Regions from separate parts of the Homo sapiens genome. Here region 2 is linked to region 1. A link is an interaction called in ENCODE POLR2A ChIA-PET data of the cell type or tissue named here. Cell type or tissue: HCT116. All regions are shown on one strand. Each heading gives the region's core, and the rest is flanking DNA. Links, peaks and the distances in the headings are about the cores only. Region 1 overlaps LINC01702 (long intergenic non-protein coding RNA 1702). Region 2 overlaps GNG12 (G protein subunit gamma 12).

The links. ChIA-PET counts read pairs that join two places held together with the same protein. Peaks named below come from ENCODE experiments on the same cell type or tissue, not always from the same donor. Only the 100,000 strongest peaks of a DNase experiment are listed, where the experiment ranks them.
Region 2: POLR2A ChIA-PET joins it to region 1 with 5 read pairs; 3 of 35 experiments call an interaction of 5 or more read pairs at or near these places.

Annotation. Positions count from the first base shown.
Region 1 is chr1:67,523,697-67,529,073 of GRCh38, forward strand. All of the region lies in intron 1 of LINC01702 (long intergenic non-protein coding RNA 1702), which reads left to right. Among named protein-coding and RNA genes, the nearest start is that of LINC01702, 4.0 kb to the left of the region's middle. In HCT116, for the core only: a CTCF peak has its summit at 667 (motif pointing right); a DNase peak (open chromatin) is centred at 625.
Region 2 is chr1:67,711,220-67,716,596 of GRCh38, forward strand. All of the region lies in intron 2 of GNG12 (G protein subunit gamma 12), which reads right to left. Among named protein-coding and RNA genes, the nearest start is that of GADD45A, 29 kb to the left of the region's middle. RefSeq lists a silencer at 2,187-2,481. In HCT116, for the core only: no CTCF peak of the experiment used is centred there; a DNase peak (open chromatin) is centred at 2,382; H3K4me3 peaks cover 1,079 bases; H3K27ac peaks cover 1,856 bases.

The DNA.
Region 1 (5,377 bases), core at 240-5,239:
CCACTGATCAGTTCTAGAAGCAAGTAGATCCAGAGACACCACTACTGAGTTTCTTCATGGCCAAGACTTCTGCTCTTCTAGCACTGGGTGGATGATAGGAAACCATGCACATTCTTTTTGGTAAAACAGGGAGCCCACATCTGAAGAACAGCAAGTACCAAATAGGGCAAACTGAGTTAGAAAACCTGGACTTAAATTACAGCAAGGTAGATTGTGATCATATCACCAGGGATGTGAAATGCAGGACTGATGGTTAAGCACTGGCAACTAGAGTAAGACAGGTTCGATTTAGAATGCCATCTCCATCATTTCTTAGCTATGTGGTGTTAGGCAAATTTTTTACCCTCTCTGAGCCTCATTTTCCTTGCCTGTTGTTTAGTATTAAGGGTTAAATGAGATAACACATACAAAGGATTTAGTGTAGTAACAGGCATTATCAAGCATTGGTTAAATGCTGGGCTGGGTCTCCAAGACTGTGGGCTCCTCCTTAAAACTCCTTACTGAGAAAGACATTTATCCATTTTTGCAGTTTGACCTCCCCTTGTCTGAGGTCAAGGTGGCAGATTTGCTTCCCGTCTTTCTTAGCTTTATAAGACCTAGGAGAGCCAACACAGAGTTGGTGCAAAATAGAATTTCAGGGAAGTGTCTGCAGGGGGCAGAATTTCAACAGGGAAATAACTATCATTAATGTTTGACACAATCACAGCCATTAGCTATTGTCACTGAAACGATTATCCAGTGGAAGGAAAACAAACAAAAACCCCTGCACCCTGTGATCAAATGTTTCATAGAAACCATTGCTGACTGGGTGGATACAGTAGGTCGTTCTGTGCTGTGGATACACACCTTTTGTCTCCTACCCAGGCAGGGATCCTGGATGGGGTGAGGCTGTCTGAGCTGCAGGCTTGGGAAGCAAACCAGAAAGGGCAGGGAGGCAGCTTGAGGGTTTCTGTGGGCTGGGCGTGTTTTTGCTGTCTCTGCGGGGTTGTTTTGATCTCCCAGGCACAGAACATTTGAGTGCTCTTTGCAAAACCCTTTTTCGGGACTCATTGATGATGAAATGCCACTCCACAGAGGCGATGAGCAAAGGAACACCACTGGACATCTGGATGGGACACATGCTAGGCCCCTCCACCCCAACATGTCCTCAGTGACACTCATCACTTGCCTCCCAAACTGGTTCCTCCTCCAGTTCAGTGAATTATGTCACCATGACTTAGTCACCATGCTGAAAATCTGGGTGTCCTCTCTCTTCCTTCTCCCTCTCTGCCCACTTTCCTCTCTCCCTGTGGCATTCATAGATTCTAGCTGACTAACCCAGAGGCACCCTAGTGCTCACCATGCCTCTCCAACTGAGTGTAGACCATTCCTCCCCACTTGATCATGGCAATGGTCTCTCTAAGTAAATACCTGCCTCTAGCCACAGCCACATGCACCTCACCATTTCCTTGCAGTACTCCCTGGCCATCTTTCTTTATTTTTCTGGAGAAAGGGCCTTGCTCTGTAACTCAGGCTAGAGTGAAGTGGTGTGATCAGAGCTCACTGTAACCTTGAACTCCTGGGCTTAAGCGATCCTCCTGCCCCAGCTTCCTGAGTAGCTAGGATCCCAGGCACACACCACCACTCCTGGCTAATTTTTAAATTTTTTGTAGAGATGAAGTTTTGCTAGGCTGCCCAAGTTCTATCCTTCTAAAACTAGACACACACCCCACTAAAATTTTAGTGACATTATTACCAAAGAAAGGAGAGCACAGATACTAGGAAATATAGCTGTCTTTGTCATGTGCATTATGAGCCAGGCACTGTGCTGAACAATACACATAAATCTCTCAATCATCAAGATTACATGAAAAAGGCATGCAGAACTCTAGGTCAGTGGCATTTCCTTTTCCTTTCCTTCAGTAAGTCTTTTCTCAGCTACAACTTCCTCCTTTAAGGATGCTAGAGATTTTTGCTCAGGGACTGGAGACATTCCCTTATAGAAAACATTATTATGTTCTATTTAATGTATAAGAAAACAGAGGCTCAGAGAGGTTAAGTAAGTTGACTAATGCCACGCAGTAAGGGAAAAAGTCTTAATGTTATCTCGGGTAATCTGACTTCCCAGGCTTCCTGTTTAACCACTTACGCTAAACTAAGGACAAGTAATAAGGTCCTTGCATCTCAGGAACATGGGCCAGTAGGACAGGTGGATCTAAACAAGTACCGTTAATGAGGTATGACAGATATTCTGGAGACCTGAGGGAGAAGTGGGCCAGTTGTTTTCCTTACCTTTTCTCCACACCTCACAGCTTGGCTTTTACATTGTATCAGCATAGTCTTCACAATTTTGAGGTCAAAATGTTTTAAAATATTAGAAGGCCGGGAGTGGTGGCTCATGCCTGTAATCCCAGCACTTTGGGAGGCAGAGGCAGGAGGATCACTTGAGCTTAGGAGTTTGAGACCAGCCTGGCCAACATGGTGAAATCTCATCTTTACAAAAAATACAAAAATTAGCCGGGTATGGTGGTGCACGCCTGTAGTCCTAGCTACTCAGGAGGCTGAGGTGGGAGGATGGCTTGAGCCCCAAGAGAGTGGTTGTAGTGAGCTAAGATCATGCCACTGGACTCCAGCCTAGGGGACAGAGTGAGACCCTGACTTAAAAAAAAAATTAGAAAATACTGTACAATTGGAGAATGGGCCCAGTGGAATGATTGTTCTCCGCCTAGCTCTGCTCCCATGTCCCGCAAATTGCGCCCCCACTCAGTGTAGAGCCTTTTACTCCTGCTATTAGAGTCATGATCCACGAAGCTTCTTCAAAAAGAAGGAAGGAAGGAGAAAGAAAGGAAGGAAGGAAGGAAGGAAGGAAGGAAGGAAGGAAGAAAGAAAGAAAGAAAGAAAGAAAGAAAGAAAGAAAGAAAGAAAGAAAGAAAGAAAAGGAAAGAAGGAAAGAAAGGAAGGAAGGAAGGAAGGAAGAAAAGAAAAAAGAGAAAAGAAAAAGAGGGAGAGAGAGGGGGAGGGAGGGAGAGAAAAGAAGAAAGAATCGTGAGCAGATTCTGATAAGCTCTGATCTTTGATCTTGGGACATTGGTGAGTATGACATCTTTTTTTTTTTTTTTTGAGACGGAGTCTCACTCTGTCGCCCAGGCTGGGGTGCAATGGCGCGATCTCGGCTCACTGCAAGCTCCGCCTCCCGGGTTCGCGCCATTCTCCTGCCTCTGCCTCCTGAGTAGCTGGGACTACAGGCGCCTGCCACCACGCCCGGCTAATTTTTTGTATTTTTTAAGTAGAGACGGGGTTTCACCGTGTTAGCCAGGATGGTCTTGATCTCCTGACCTTGTGATCTGCCCGCCTTGGCCTCCCAAAGTGCTGGGATTACAGGCGTGAGCCACCGCGCCCGGCCAGAGTATGACATCTTTTATGTCAAGGGACAAAACCCTGTTTCTCCCTTTGTGGGGTTACAGCACAAAGTCTGACAGCTCACAAAAATGAACCTTCACAGATCTATCCATCAATTCTTCTCTCTCAGAAAAATGCGGTCGCTACTAAACGGGCCCTGGACTTCATTTCCATGGGGAGCACTGTATGAGTGTGCCCCTGAAACTAGTGTCCTTCTCCCTCCGTCCCTCCTCTCTTCTTTCCTTTCTCTTACTTTCTCTTTTCCTTCCTCCTCAACTGTGTATTAAGATCTTTTTCTGCCAGGTACAGTGCTGGAAGCGGGGATACAGGGACAAATAAGACACAGATCCTGTTCCTAAAGAGGTAATGTTCCCATTATAGAAGGGAAGAACATGGACTTTGGGGCCTGAGTGTGTCAAACAAAATTCCAGCTCCACTACTTGCCAGCCGTGTGATCTTGACAAGTTCTTTAACCTCTCTGGGTCTCAGTTTCCTCATGTGTGAGATAGTCTAACACAGGAATCTGCCTCAGAGTTGTTGTGTGGCTTACAATGAGAGGATTATATATGTTATGCACCTAGAATGGTGCCAGGCACATGAAAATACTACATAGGTATTTATTATTATTTGCATACTGTATAGTACAGTCCTGAAAGCTGCATTCTGATCACTTATATTCTCCCAAGATAAATCACACAGCATGGCACATAGTAACTTCTCAATCCATAAAATCATAATTTGAATGGAAAATTCTGGAATTATTTTAGGTAAGCTGTTATTTTGTTCCTCCTTGCTGAAGTGTGAAGAATACACAAAACTAATCTGTTACGGGAATTTTATGAGTATGACATCTTTTGTGTCGAGACAAAACAATGATAAAAACCTAGTAGTGAAGACAGGCTGAAAGGCTTAACTATTGCCATCTAAGTTGGCCTGGAATGAATTCTCTACCCTGGGACCCAAAAAGTGGTGATAAGTTATGAATTAAACTGGACAAGACAATCCTAGGCCTGCTGACTCTAACCGGGGATTAGCAATGTGCAATAGAGTTCAGCACTCCAACTTTTCTTTCTTTCTTTTTTTTTTTTTTTTGTATTTTTTAGACAGGGTCTCACTCTGTTGCCCAGGCTGGAGTGCAGTGGCACGATCATGGCATACTGCAGCCTTGACCTCCTGGACTCAACCTCCCGAGTAGCTGGGACCACAGGTGGTTGCCACCACGCCTGGCTAATTTATTATTATTATTATTCTCAGAGACAGGGTCTTGCTATGTTGCCCAGGCTGGTCTTGAACTCCTGGGCTCAAGTGATCCTCCTGCCTTGGTGTCCCAAAGTGCTGGGATTACATGCATAAGCCACTGCATCCTGCCAGCACTTCAGCTTTCAGCAAAGGAAAAAGAAAGAACAAATTTTAACCAAGCTTCACCATCCTCACAATACACATCGTGTGTGTGAGAGTGGGGTGGTAGTGTTGGCCAGGGGGTGTGCTGGGAGCATGAATCTGCAGTATCAATTGAGGAAGCCAATATTTTAAGCTATTCTTGGATTGAGTTTTTTTTCCCATTTCTGTTAGAGCATTTATTTATTAATTTTTTGAAGTGAGAGCAAGTTTATTAAGAAAGTAAAAGAATAAAAAGAATGGCTACTCCATAGGCAGAGCAGCCCAGACCATTTCTTTTAAAGGTGTTATTAGGAATAATTATTACTCTCTTGGGGACTTTCTTTTTATAAAGTTAAGTAATCACACGTGTGTTTGAAGTAGGTCAACAAAGAGGAGTTGTCTGGTTTTGCTTTCTAAGCAACTCTGCCTGTATTGTCATCTACATAACTTTTTAATTAAAAGTCTCTTTCAAGTTCACAAATAAGAACTGTCCCCCTGCTGCCTGAAAGCGCTGATTTACACTGACAAATGTCTCAAAAAGGCATGTCACAAATATGGGTAGACAAAAAGATTATTCATGTTCACAGGATTTAAAGCAGGGATGTCTAATCTTTTGGCT
Region 2 (5,377 bases), core at 190-5,189, 190 kb after region 1:
GGTAACTGTGATTGCAGGGGAATGAAAAATGACTTCCCTCTACCTTTCTCAGTTCTATGGCTGGGCTACAAATTAACCTGACATATAAACAGGTTGACAGGAGGAAAACTGTATTTAATTATGTATGTACACACGGGAGTGCCACAAATATGAGACTCAAAGTGGTCAGATGATGAAAGCTCACATAGGATCCTGAGCTACAGAAAAGAATGGGAGTTCAGGGTTTCTCGGGGGGGTGGTGGCAACGAGTTATGGGAGGTAAGGGGAAGAGATAAATGGTGAATAAAGGTGGTTTTCTCATGCACACAGAAATTCTCAGTTAATACAAGTTGTTTCACAGCAGCCCTCGGAAGAAGAGGTGACAGTCTGTCTGGGTGTGGTATCACCTCCAGTCTCCCCTCTTGGGATCCGAGTTAATCTTTCCCAGTTGATAAGATTTCTGGGAGAATATTTGTGACAACTAAGTTCCTTTTGGAGGATCTGTCTTTAGGCCGATAAGGGGAGCTCAGAGAATGCCTCTGCCTACATCTGCTGTTCCCCAAGTGTCCTCAGTTCAAAGTAATCAGCACACCAAAGTGTTATATTTTGGGTGGCATTTCCTGAACTCCTTCATGGTCATTCTTAGAAAAAGCTGTACACTGGGCCACTGGAAAGGAAGATAATTTCTGATCATAACATTCTTCCTATGGAGAAAGCAGATCAAAATTAGACCGTTTCAAGTTAAGGAGCCTCTGGTTTGCTGAGTTGCCACATGGCTGCACAAAGAGGGCCACTGTGTGATCCCTGAGAGGCAGAGGTGTTTACAGGAGCTGGAGTTCTAGCTAAGGACTTCCTTCCGACTTGCAGCTGCTCTGCAGCTCCTCAACAGCTGGGCTGTGCACAACAAGATAGAAAGCCTGGGGAAACAAATATCTCCAAATATCTCTGTGCCTTTGGAGGGTTTTCTTTGGTCTTCCCTCAGTGGTGAGGATGTCTGGCTGTTTTTTCTACTAGGTAGATAAAAAGCTTGCTTTATTCTTACACCAAGAATAGCTTCCAAGGCAAACAATACCTGATATTTGTATGGAACCTGTGAGCACACATGTTGCTTGCATATGCATTATTCCATGAAGCCTCACTATAATCCTGAAAGGTTTCTTATTAGATGAGGCAATCAAAGTTAGAAAATCTTGCTTCAAAAGTTAACCCAGGCTGGGCACGATGGCTCACACCTGCAATCCCAACACTTTGGGAGGCCAAGGTGGGAGGAACACTTGAGTCCAAGAGTTTGAGACCAGCCTGGGAACATAGTAAAAACTAGTCTCTACAAATAATAACAAAAATAATTGCCAGGAGTGGTGGCACATATCTGTAGTCCCAGCTACTCAGGAGGCTGAAGTGGGAGAATCGCTTGAGCCCAGGAGGTTGAGGCTGCAGTGAGCTGTGATCATACCATTGCACCCCAGCCTGGGTAACAGAGCGAGACCCCCATTTAAAAAAAAAAAGTTAACCCAGTTCGTAAGCCTTTTCATTCTAGAAGCCACCCTTCCCACTGCGCCAAGGAAAGGATTAATTCCAATTAGTTTGATTCATAAACACTCAGGGCATCAGTGAATGCTCTACCATGTGGTTCTTTTTTTTTTTTTTCCCCTCTTTTTTTGAGATGGAGTCAGGCACCTGCCACCAAGCCTGGCTAATTTTTGTATTTTTAGTAGAGATAGGGTTTTACCACGTTGACCAGGCTGGTCTCGAACTCCTGACCTCTGGTGATCCGCCTGCCTTGGCCTCCCAAAGTGCTGGGATTACAGGCATGAGCCACCACGCCTGGCCCACTATGTGGTTCTTAATCAGGGGTGACTGACACGCGGTGACCTAAAGTAGGGGGCTTGCTGATTGCCTTGTGTTTGTGTAACACCTCCCTTCTCATGCATGCAAGCTAAACAAGACAGTTTCGGCTCCTAGACAAGGACTGAAGTTAGCATCTGCAGATCTTGAGCCACCAAGTATTCTATCCCACCCAGAAGGGCCAAGGCCTGTGCATGCCTGTGCAGACTGCCAGTCGGATAACACTCTGGCTATCACTTCTGCAGCCTTGCTTTCATTTTTGCATATGGGTAACAGATTTGAATAAACACATGTAGTATTTAGCTATTCAAATACTTCGCATTGGTTTTAATGCTGTGTTTCATCTGAATTCTCAGGTTCCTAGAAATTCCTAGGAACATGATGGTCCATTAGGGAAATATGGGTATTTTCATCTTTGTCAAGAGGGGCCTGAAGCAGGGAGAGCAGGGTGGGGATGGAAAGAGTGTCACAGAGCACACTCTGGGAGGAAGGCACCAGGAAGCCCCAGGGTCTGAATCACAAGCCATTATGGCCTGGCCAGTAATTGAATCACTGGAGTGAAGCCAACTTTCATGAGCAAACACACCCATGTGGCTGTAATAAAAGAGCAGGTTAAAAGAAAAAAAAAAGCCACTGGCTCCCACTTACTCTCTGGTCTTGCCTTCAACTTTCAATGTCTTTCTCTAGCTCTTTATCTGCCTCTTCTTCTGTAAAAGAGGGACTACAATGCAGACCTCATAGGGTTGTCAGGGGAGAAACAGAAGCACCTTCCCTTGCACATACAAATGTTTACTAAATGCCGGCCCCTAGGCTCACTAACAAGATGAAAAACATGTGCTTGGTGGGAAATGAAAAAGATTCCAGAAACAACAGAAGAATTTCAAGGTAATGTGACCAGGTAGCAACAGCTATCTAATGTGGCCTTACTGAGTAGGCAGAGTTAGGTTCTTAAGAATAGTTCCTCTATTTTCATGAGCAGTTCTTATTTATATCAAAGCCTGCAGGCTAAATCCAGGCTGCAGATGTGTTTGGTTGGGCCCCATACAGTGTTAACTCCATTGTGTGTGTGTGTTTTAACTTTAAATTGAATGTCAACGTTTGAAAAATGGAGAGATTTCCTTTTAAAAGGAAGACTTCTGGAAAAATCAGAAAATCCTATAAAACTGGGCTGGATCTGAGCAGCAGCTGCCCCTTCAAGCATTTGCTGGTACACCTGCCAGGCCCTCTATTTGAACTTGTGGCACTGCCTTTACACTATGCCTTGGATATTTAGTTCCAGGGACACATTCAGGGATTCGCCGGGGGCATCTGGGCTCACTCCCGTCCTGCCACTTCCCAGATCTAAGGCCTTGGGAGAGGACTGATAACGTATTTAAGCCTCAGCTTTCTCATTGGAAAAATGGGGATAACAATACTTTCCTATCTCAAAGAACTGTTAAAGAGCATCAGATAAAATAAGTATGTGAGTGTAATAAACACAAAGGATACTTGGTTTCCGAGTGTTTAGTATCTGCATCCTCTTACACACTGTGTGAAGTACACCCAGCACTTTGCATTCCTCAATGGACTGGAGCCAGGCAGCAGTTCTACCCTCCTCCTAGCATGCCTCACTGGACTGCGGGGCTGGAAAGTGGAAAACTACATCTTCCAGTGGGATGGGCTGAATTGTGTCCCCCAAAATTTATATGTTGAAATCCTTACCCCCAGTAATTCAGAACATGACTGTACTCGGAGACAGGGTCTTTAAGGAGGCAATCAATTTAAAATGAGGTCATTAATCCAAAATGATTGGCATCCTTATGAGAACGAGAAATTTGGACATAGATGGGGACAGAGAGAAGACCATGTGAACGCAGAGGGAGAAAACGGCCATCTTTTGTTTGTTTGTTTGTTTTTGAGATGGAGTTTCACTCTTGTTGCCCAGGCTGGAGTGCAGTGGCGCGATCTCGGCTCACTGCAGCCTCCACCTATTTCAAGCGGTTCTCCTGCCTTAGCCTCCCGAGTAGCTGGGATTACAGGCACCCGCCACCACACCTGGCTAATTTTTGTATTTTTAGTAGAGATGGGGTTTCACCATGTTGGCCAGGCTGGTCTTGAACTCCTGACCTCGTGATCCACCCGCCTCACCCTCTCAAAGTGTTGGGATTACAGGCGTGAGCCACTGTGCCTGGCCTCGACCATCTACTAATAAATGCCAAGAGTGAGGCCTCAGAAGCGGCCAACCCTGCCAATGTCTTGATCTCAGACGTCTAGCTTCCAGAAATGTGAGAAAATTCATTTCTGTTGTTTAAGCCCCCTGGTCTGTGGCAGTTTGTTATGGCGTTCCTAGCACACTATCACACTCAGGTTTTCTTGATGTTAGAGCTCCAGATGACACAGTCTCTGTCAATTCAATGCGTTTAGGAGCGATCTGGCAGGTAGAAGTGAGGAGGCCAGTTTCTTGATGCTTGGGTTATTTCTGCTGACAAGCAGGGTGGTGGGCAAGCTGCTCTTAGGGCAAGTGGAGGCATCATAGTGTCCAGTCACTAGCAACACAGGACTGAGAAGCTGCATGGCTGCAGCAGCCTCTTGAGTCTCTACTCCCCACTGGGCACCCGTGGGCAGTTCTGCAGTGGTGTCTTGGAGTTGTTCCCAGGGACTGTATCGTGGGCCTGCTCCTCCAGCCCCTTCCAATGATTGTACAAGCACCTAATTCTCTTTATTGAAGCTCATTCTGCTAACTTTGCCAAGATCACCTTCTGTTTGCTGTGACTGAACCTTGGCTGATTCACAATTGTTAAATCTGTTGCTTTGTAAACTGCAAATAACTTATAAATATTAGCTATTATTTGGATTATTACCATGCCATCATTGCTGGACATCCCAAACTCTAAAACTTGAAGGGAGGAAGGAGTTAAGACATAAAATTCTTTCTCTTTCTCCCCAAAGTTGCAGGTTATGAGGCCAGGGTGCTTGAACCTGCGGTCAGCTGCAAGTGCTGCCCTGGTCTGGCATAGTTATGAGAGCAAAGAGCAAAAGAGAACATGTTGCTGGCTTACAGGCAAGGCAAATGAGAGGGAGAGATGAGGAGGGGCTGCACAGAGAGGTGGGAAATGTGGTTTCGGGTAGGGAAGACAGAGTGTCTAGAGCTTTACAAAGAGAAGTTTACATAGGTTCACAATCAGCAGAATGAGAAAGAATGAGAACACCTCTCTCTGAAAACCTCAACAGAGCTCATTCTGTAAAAACAGCAGGCTTTCAGATTTGGAAATCCTTTTGAGGTCCCTATCTGGTGTCTTTCATTAGTTGATTTTATCTGCCATCCAGGGTACATGTCCCTGAATAATAATAATAAAGATAATAAGTTATAATGATTAATTTTGACAATTACCACCATTTACTGAGTGCTGAGTCTGTGCCAGGTAAGTAAATTCCATGCAGCATTGCATTTAAGTCTGTCAACAACTCTAAGAGATGAATCCTATTATTTCTGTTTGACAGATGAAGCAGAGAGAGGTTAAAAAATTCTTGCCCAAGATCACACAGATTTACATGGCAGAGACTCAGGGCTACC